Linked DNA regions of Homo sapiens: region 2 is linked to region 1. A link is an interaction called in ENCODE POLR2A ChIA-PET data of the cell type or tissue named here. Cell type or tissue: GM12878. All regions are shown on one strand. Each heading gives the region's core, and the rest is flanking DNA. Links, peaks and the distances in the headings are about the cores only.

Region 1 (4,394 bases), core at 249-4,248:
TTCTCTTAACTCTGCCCACACCTCTGTAAGCACTACCTTTCCTCAGTTGACTTGTTGCTCATACTTAAACAAAGAGGATCCAGATTCAGATATTTGAGAAGCCAAATAATAATAAAAATAATTGATAAGAAGTTATTATAATAAAAATAATTCCAGCAAAAGGAGTTCAATTGTCTTAAGGAACATTCATCAAGACGTTTATTTTAGTTTTCTATTGCTGCACAGCAAATCATCAAAGACTTGGCAGTTTGAAACAGCACCCACCTATTATCACATAGTTCTGTAGGTCAGAAGTCCAAGCATGGCTTAATTGATCTTTCACCTTGGGATCTCATGAGAGTGAAACCAAGCTGTTGGCTTGGCTGCTGTGTTATCTGGAAGTTCTGGGTAACAGTCTGTTTCTGAGCTCATTGAAGTTGATGGCAGAATTCAATTCTTTGTGGTGTAGGATGGAGGTCTCCATTCTGTCTCAGGCTGTCATGTGGGGGCCATTCTCAGTGGCTAGAAGCCACCCCTTTTCTTGCTCCATGACCTCTCTGTCTTCAAAGGCAGCAGTGGGGAATTTCCCTTGCATCAAATTCCCTTCAACTCTGAACATCTTTCTCCAGGGAGAGCCACACCCTTTTAGGGGCTCCCCTAATGAGGTAAAACCTGCAAGGACCATCCCCCTCACTTAAAGCCAACTGTGCCACAAAACATGACCTCAACACTTGAGTGATGTCCCGGCATGTTTGCAGGTTCTGCCCACACTAAGGAGGTTGTGGGGGTGGGGAGTTTCCACAAGGGGGCATTTGGATCATTGCTGGTCATTTTAGAATTCTGCCCACACAGTTCCAAAGAGTCCTGATGGACCATCAATTGTTCTCTTCTACAGTGGCAAAAAAATGTGTGTCCTTTACATTCTGGGCCTTTCTTTTGGACAGCAATGGACAAAGCCGGCTGCCTTCTGGGTCACTGCCCTTGCTTTTGTATGTGTCTAGGATTCCCCTGGAAATGTATTGCTCTCCTAGGAGGTATCCAGAAAGGTAGGAGGTGGTTTTTGTTTTCATCACTACTGAGGCAGCTTCTGGGATTTGGTGGCTTGGGCCAGGGGTGCAGACCACTCCCACTATGCAAGGGAGAGTCCTGACCACAACTTCTTCTGCCTATGTGGTTTTGCAGGAGAGAACACTGTATGGTGAATTAGGGCTTTGCTTACTGAATTATGATCCCATTCCAGCTGCCTCCAGGACAATACCCCCAGCTCATGCTTTTGGCAAACACTTTTGTCTGTCTTTGTACAATGGGTCCATTTTTAGATAATGAGTGGGTTCCGGGAACCTTGATTTAAAAAAAAGCCCTTAAGTGACGTCGGTGACAGAGAGCTGAGGCTCAGGCTCTGAAGGAGAAAATGATGCTAGAACAGTCTTTGTACGGCTGCTGGGGAAAGCTGGACCCGCCACTGTCAACGCTGAGTCCTGGAAGGCAGATGTGGTGCTTGGATAGGCTGGCCCCTCCCCATTCAAAATAGCTTCCCTCATTTTTTGGGGGATCCCCAAATCCAGTGCATGGATGAACCTTGTAGATTCTGCTTTCTCAGCCTCTCTCAAACCTGTCTCCCTCTTTCCACAGCTGCCTCACAACCTACTTGACCCACAGCTCCTTCATGACCTCACACCGCTTGTCAGGCCCCATCCTAATCACACCTGCTTATGACTTGTCCTTATGGTTCATTTTGTTTCTCTCTCCCAGGCTAGGCTCACTCCAATTAATTCTCCATTCTGACAGTCTTAAGTCATCACATCAGGTTATTGATCACAACCCTTCAGTACCTCTCCTGTGCCCTCCTTGGTTCAAAATCCTTAGCAGGCAAGAGCCAGGCCTCTCCCATGTGATTCCAGACCAGCTGTTCGGTCCTGTTGCCAAGCCCGGCCATCACCCCGCCATTCAGACCAGCTTTCCTGGGCTTGCTTTCTCCTTTGCTGTGCTTAATCTGGGTGTTTTCCTTAAAATGTAGCCTCTTGTCTCTGCTCATTGAAATGGAACTCATTCTATAAGCACCTTACTAAAGACTTTGTTATTCACTAAGCTATAAACATTTTCCTGAAAAGATGTCATTTGTCCCCGGTTGAGGTGGGGAGGTGCCCCCTTCCCTACTTTGGGTTTTCCTGTGTACTTACTTCCATTAGGCAGCACGCCTAGCTTTTTCTGCGCAGTTTCTCAATCAGCATTTGCAGGATTGGATTTTTCGTGTGGTTGCCACAAGGCTCATAGCGTTGGGTGTTGCTAAGTATATAGGAGGTTATTTCCTTCTCTGGGGACTTTGAAAATAGGACGTGAGACATATGTGGCATCAACAGAATAATATATGCAAATGGAAGGGCTACCCTAGCTTTGCCATATCACGACTGTGCTGCGCTTTCAAGGCATAGGGATTTTCCCCACTCCTAAGCACTCTCTGACAGAACTCACGTTTGTTGTCTGTTTTTCAGTTCCTGAGGCACTTCAGCATATGCTGTCTGTTTGATGCTCTTTATAGCTACTCTATGGGAGTTGTATAATATGAATGATACGTAGGAATAGTATCTGTTGTGCTATATTTCCTACATGCTCAATATTGATTGGCATACAAGACTTTTCTCATCATGGAAAACTAATTGCACAAAAAATTCAATATCATGGTGTTTATCACGTGTTTCTTTCCAAATGTGGCTGAAGCTATAACAGTCTATACAAATACAACATCTCTATGTGTCACATAAGGATACATCACTTTTACTCAAGGTATATTCCCAAAATGGACGTGTCTCTAACCTCAGCTCTTTGCAATTGAGATGGAAGAAACTGCTGGCTTCTGTTTACTGATGTCATTCTTGAAGAATAGCACAGCCTGGGAGCCAGGGCCTCTATATGTTGTAATCTTTCACACGTGTTTCTTCCCTTATGTGGCTGGCTAATATGGGAATTAAAGATTTAAATTGTTTCTACACGTCTCCATTTGTGTAATAAAGAATGAAACAAATTTCCAAGGACCCTGCCTACGTTGTCACAATGGGACATCTGTGGGGAGTGTGTCAGGAGCAGAGGAGCGCCCGTTTCCAGCCACCATGGCACATACCCATATTCTGGGCTACAGGTGATGAGAGAAATCTCTCCCACCTGGTACCATTATTAGAAGCAACTGGGCTGTGGTGCAAAGTTATTTTCATCTTAGACAAGTGCCTTTGTTTGCTGGGCTTGCACTAGGTGGAGTGCTGCATCAGGCCACATTTGTGAGATTGCTGCTGGGGTTAAATAAGTTGGGGCTGCAAGAAACTCACCTGGATCTTCTTCAGGCAGCCACTGGGGCTCTAGGGCTGGTGTCTGAGCAGTGCACTCCCATGTCTGCTGCTCCAGATGCTGGTTGGGTTCTCAGGAAGACAGTTTGCACATGGTGTGTGCTAGGAAGGGCCTGCAGGATCACCAGCTGGGGAAGGGGGAAGGAAGCAACACTGGGCAGAAGGAGAAGTTGGGCTCTGACACAGGCCTGATGGTGATCTCAGTCACCTCCAAGAGGCTCTGAAGCTAACTGGCCCATCAGAGTTGTCCCGACTTAGCCAGTCGTTCATAACCCTGCCTTGACCAGGCACTAGGTGTGAGCCTCTTCTAGAAAAGGCATGCTCTTGGGTGAGGAATGTTCCTGTATTAGTTTGCTTTCACACTGGTGAAAAAGACATACCCAAAACTGGGAGAAGAAAGAGGTTTAATTGGACTTACAGTTCTACGTAGCTGGGGTGGCCTCAGAATCATGGTGGGAGGTGAAAGGCACTTCTTACATGGCAGCAGCAAGAGAAAAATGAGGAAGAAGCAAAAGTGGAAAGCCCTGATAAGCCCATCAGATCTCGTGAGACTTATTCACTATCACAAGAATAGCAAGGGAAAGACTGGCCCCCATGATTCAATTACTTCCACCTGGGTCCCTACAACACGTGGGAATTCTGGGAGATAACATTCAAGCTGAGATTTGGGTGGGGACACAGCCAAACCGTATCAGTTGCTATAGCTGTATCCATCCCTGAAGGAGCAGATGAAAGTTGTCTGCCAGCAGCTGGGCCAACAAGTCCTTTCATGGAGGGGCATCTAAGCTGTGCCATTACTTCCATCATAGCTTTTCTCCATACCATCCACTCAATGTGGTGTGTTTTCCCACCAGACTGAGAAAGAAAGTGTATCAGTCAGCTTAGTAAAAGCTTAGCTTTCAGAAAAAGCACGTGATAGGCAGTGGTCTTTGACCATGGCCTCTAGCAAAACAACACTTTTTCTATTATAATCTGGTACACTCAAAAACTCAAACAAAATCTTTACATCACAGTACTTGCTCTTGCTACAGATGCATTTTAATATTTCCTATCCTGTCCCAGTCTATCCTCTACAAA
Region 2 (4,394 bases), core at 310-4,309, 51 kb after region 1:
TGTTGCCCAGGCTGGAGTGCAATGGCATGATTTTGCCTCACTGCAACCTCTGCCTCCTGGGTTCAAGTGATTCTTGTGCCTTGGGCTCCTGAGTAGCTGGGATTATAGGCGCCTGCCACCATACCCAGCTAATTTTTGTATTTTTAGTAGAGATGGGGTTTCACCATGTTTCCCAGGCTGGTCTTGAACTCCTGACTTCAGGTGATCTATCTGCCTTGGCCTCCCAAAGTGCTGGGATTGCAGGCGTGAGCCACAGCACCAGTCCCACACGTAAGTCTTGGCTCCAGGCATAGAGTAGAAATTTCTTATCTGCTTGGGGAGAACAAGTGAGGGCTGCCCTCTCTTCAGCCAGCATGCAGAGCTGAACAGTGTGAAAAGCAAAGGCACAGAATTCCGGGCGCACACACTTGGCCAGAATCATGCGAGCAGCAGACACAATGTTTTCATTTTCATAATTATGTTCTAAAATTTTAAATATATTTCAGAGTCTCAGCCAAAGCTATGCACATATAACCTACCAGCTATCCTATCTTCTCTTTTAAATGTCCAGGAAAAAAAGTTCCACAGGATTTCTAGAAAGTGTATTTATATGTAACTCATGTTTCTAGGTTTCTTCCTAGAAAAGGAATTGAAACAAATATTCCAATGAACTTCTAATCAGTTATCATCATGGAGCATTTGTTATTTTCTCATATATATATATTTATATATACACAATAAATTCATTTTTCCCTGTTAATCTCCTTTTCTTTGACAAGCAAGCTGTGGACAGAACTGTGTTTTCCCAAAATCACATGTTGAAGCTGTAATCCTCATTGTGATTGTATTTGGAAATATAACCTGCAGGAAGTCATAAAGGTTTAATGAGGTCATAAGGATGAGTGTGGGGCCCAAATCCAAGAGCATTGGTGGCCTGTGAGGATCTCTCTCTCTTTCTCTCCCTGTAAGAAGAGGCTATGTGAGCACACAGTGAGAAGACGGCCGTCTAACAAAGAAGGAAGAGAGCCCTCCTTGGAAACCCACCATGTTGACACCCTGATCTTGCGCTTCCAGCCTCGACAACTGTGCGAACATAAATTTCTGTGATTTGAGGCTCTCAGTCTCCTGTATTTTGTTTTGGCAGCCCAAGCCGACTAATTCAAAGCATGGGCTCTGTCGGTTCTGAGCATGCTCCTGTGTTTTTGTTCTGGAGGCCCCAGGGGCATGTGGAACTGTTCTCGCTGTTGGGAATGCCCATGGGTGCAGATCTCATGTGTGCTCTCCTGAATGTGGCTTCAGTCCCACCCACCACATTCCCTTTGCCTGCTGTGTCTGGTTCTTCCGGCTCCTCCCTGACTCAGCCTCCCTTTCCTTAATCGTTTTTTTTTTTTTTTAATTTTTTTCCTATCTCTCAAGGGCAATTTCTCAGCCTTCCACTATTTGCATTTATTTTTCTGGATGTAGTTCTTTTCTATGCAGTATAACTTACATTTCTAAGTGGGTCCCAGGAAGCCCTCTCCAGGAATGTGGTGGAGCCTGTGTTTGGCAGCAGTGCAGATGCACTTAAAGTAGCTGAAAAAGCAACTTTCTTCAAAATGCTTTGAACAAAGAGCTCATCCATTTACCCCATGAGCATGGTCAAACAAAAAATGAAATCAAGTGTTATAACTCTAACTCTACAACAGATTGAACTAGAGTGAGTTGAATTGAAGAGATTAAAAGAAACTTGGTCCCACTACATTTCTTGACCCTCCATGCAAAAACACAGTTGCAAAACTCAGAACAGAGTAGTAAATTGTCATGGCATTCTCATGGGAACCTCTGCATTTGTGGATCAGCATTAAGGAAAAACAACCCTGGTTAAAAGATGGAGGAGAAGTGAGGATTTGAATGGGTTGGAAGTGACACTGGTTCTCTGTTCCATGAGGCAAGCAGACCTGCCTTTTCTGGGCTGGGTCTTCAGATGAACAGGTCATCAGTGGGGCAACATCAAAGACACGGTCAAGTTCTGAGAGCCTAGAGCCAAGTTCTCGGCTTTGCTCAGTTCACACTTCAGAGGAGGCACATTCTCACAACTCCACTGCTATGTCACTGCAGGTTGCCCTGCATGGATTCTCTTTTCAAAAGGGTTTGAATGTGAGCTCTAGAGTAGTTGACAATGAAGAATGTTTTAAAACTCATTTTAAATTATTTGAGTTCCAAAGAACAGTGTTAAAAGATAAGCTTGGGCCGGGTGCAGTGGCTCACACCTGCAATCCCAGCACTTTGGGAGGCTAAGACGGGTGGATCATTTGAGGTCAGGAGTTTGAGACCAGCCTGGCCAACATGGTGAGACCCCGTCTCTACTAAAATACAAAAATTAGCTGGGTTTGGTGGCAGGTGCCTGTAATCTCAGCTACTTGGAAGGCTGTAATCCCAGCTACTTGGGATGCTGAACGCAGGAAGTGGAGTTTGCAGTGAGCCAAAATCACACCACTGCACTCCAGCCTGGGTGACAGAGCAAGACTTTGTCTCAAAAAAAAAAAAAAAAAAAGCTTGGGCACATTACAATTTTCATAAGTTGATTTGAGCATTCGGTGATTCATGCACTGGGCAGCAACCAGACCACAAGAGGTTCAGGGCTCCACTGAGGGAGCGTGAGGTTCAGGCTGCTCGCGGAAGCAAGATCAAGAAAATATTTGATTGGTTAAAGTGGAAAGTCGCTAGTTAGAGGTTTAGTTGGGAGTTTCAGCTTGGCAAAGTCTCTGGTTAGAGGTTAGTTGGCAGTTTCTGACTGGCTAAGCTCAATTTCGTTTTCCCAGGTTGTGACCATTTACTCTGAGTAGGGTTACAGTTACTTACGTAGGAACTCAAGTCACTGGAACTGTTTCAGCCTAATGGCCTCCCAACTGATTATTTTTAACAACTGTAATGATCATGGCTAAGAGCTACTGAACATTTGGACATGCCAAGTGCTGTCCTAAGTCACTTGTATGCACCACCTCATTTGAACCTCACAACAAACCAGGAAGGCGGGAGCCATTATTAACCAAATTTTATGGATAAAGAGGCACAGAGAAGTGAAGGAGTGTCAACAAGAGCATGCAGTGAGTAACTGGCAGAGCTGCTGGGAGGGCACTAGGCTGCAGCTTTCCTGCTCTTGACCACATCAGTGACCACATCAGCGCAGCAGAGATGCCTGTGTGTCCATGGTGGTCAAAGTCAAGATCTTCAGCAGGCCCTAAGTCAAATGCTAAATAATCTTGCCTCTTGTGTCTGTTCCAATCATCCTACTCATTCCCTCTGTAGTTAATCAAGGGGAAAACTCAGCTGAAATATTCCCATTGCTTTATGCTGTCAGTCTTCTTTCTTCTCTTTGCTACGCAGATTATGAAATGTTGCCGTAAAGACATTTTTTGGCTGCCTGGTCTTCTCCTAGGTACCTAGGGCCACTTCCTTCATTTACCACATCAAGAGCCCCAGGTGCATTCTGATGCCCCATCACTGGCCTGTTCTTCCATCTTTCCAGGGCAACAGGGACCAGCTGGAGACCAAATTGCCGAGAGTCTGGTCTCAGAGTGACCTTTGAGTGACCGCTGGCCCGGCCAGTCAGGTGGCCACCAGGGATTGCTCAAGGGACTGCAGGGCTTCCAGGGAGAGCGCGAGGTGTGGCAGAAGAGATTTGGCCACTTACCAGCTCCCAAGAGGGGCACCCTAGTCCCTCGGGGCACAAGGGGCTCTGAGTGCAGCAGTGTTTGGTCACCTCAGCAAGTTCCAGGCAGGTTCCTCATAGATTGGGTCCAAAGTGGGTAGAGGTGTGTGTGAGTGAGACCTCACCTCTTTTATTAAACAAACAGCAGGGCTGGGGGGTGGGGGAGGTGAGTGAGGGGCTTAGGGCACAAAACAGGGAGGCAGCTTCGGTCTCATGGCCGATGCTCTGCTTGTACCACCTGGAGAGTGGGGCCTCCTTCCACCATGCCCTGGGGGCTTCACTGAACTCGCCCTAATATCAGCTGTCAGGAGCTGAAACGTGTTTCCCTCTACAAAAGAAATGTTGGTGTCCTAATCCCAGAAGCTCAGAATGTGACCTTATTCGGACACGGGTCTTCAGAGAGGTAATGCAGTTAAAGTGAGGTTGTTAGGGTGAGCCCTAATCCACGTGACTGGTGTTCTTATGAGGAAGGGAGGGTTTGGCCACGGGGTTTTGCACACAGTGAGAAGGCCAAGTGAAGGTGAGGCAGAGGTTGGGGAGATGCATCTCCAAGCCAAAACACACCAAAGAGGGCTGGCTGCCACTGGAAGCTGGAGAGGGGCCAGGGCCAGAGGCTCCCTCAGATCCTCCAGAGGAAACAGCCCTGACCACAGCCCGATCTCAGACTCCAGGCCTCCCAACCGTGAGACAATAAATGTGTGTTGTTTAAGCTGCCCAGCATGAG

The links. ChIA-PET counts read pairs that join two places held together with the same protein. Peaks named below come from ENCODE experiments on the same cell type or tissue, not always from the same donor. Only the 100,000 strongest peaks of a DNase experiment are listed, where the experiment ranks them.
Region 2: POLR2A ChIA-PET joins it to region 1 with 7 read pairs; 2 of 35 experiments call an interaction of 5 or more read pairs at or near these places.

Annotation. Positions count from the first base shown.
Region 1 is chr5:6,271,279-6,275,672 of GRCh38, reverse strand. No RefSeq gene overlaps it. Among named protein-coding and RNA genes, the nearest start is that of LINC02145, 64 kb to the left of the region's middle. RefSeq lists an enhancer at 655-764. In GM12878, for the core only: no CTCF peak of the experiment used is centred there; DNase peaks (open chromatin) are centred at 672 and 2,362; H3K27ac peaks cover 736 bases.
Region 2 is chr5:6,220,610-6,225,003 of GRCh38, reverse strand. No RefSeq gene overlaps it. Among named protein-coding and RNA genes, the nearest start is that of LINC02145, 110 kb to the left of the region's middle. In GM12878, for the core only: no CTCF peak of the experiment used is centred there; a DNase peak (open chromatin) is centred at 2,713.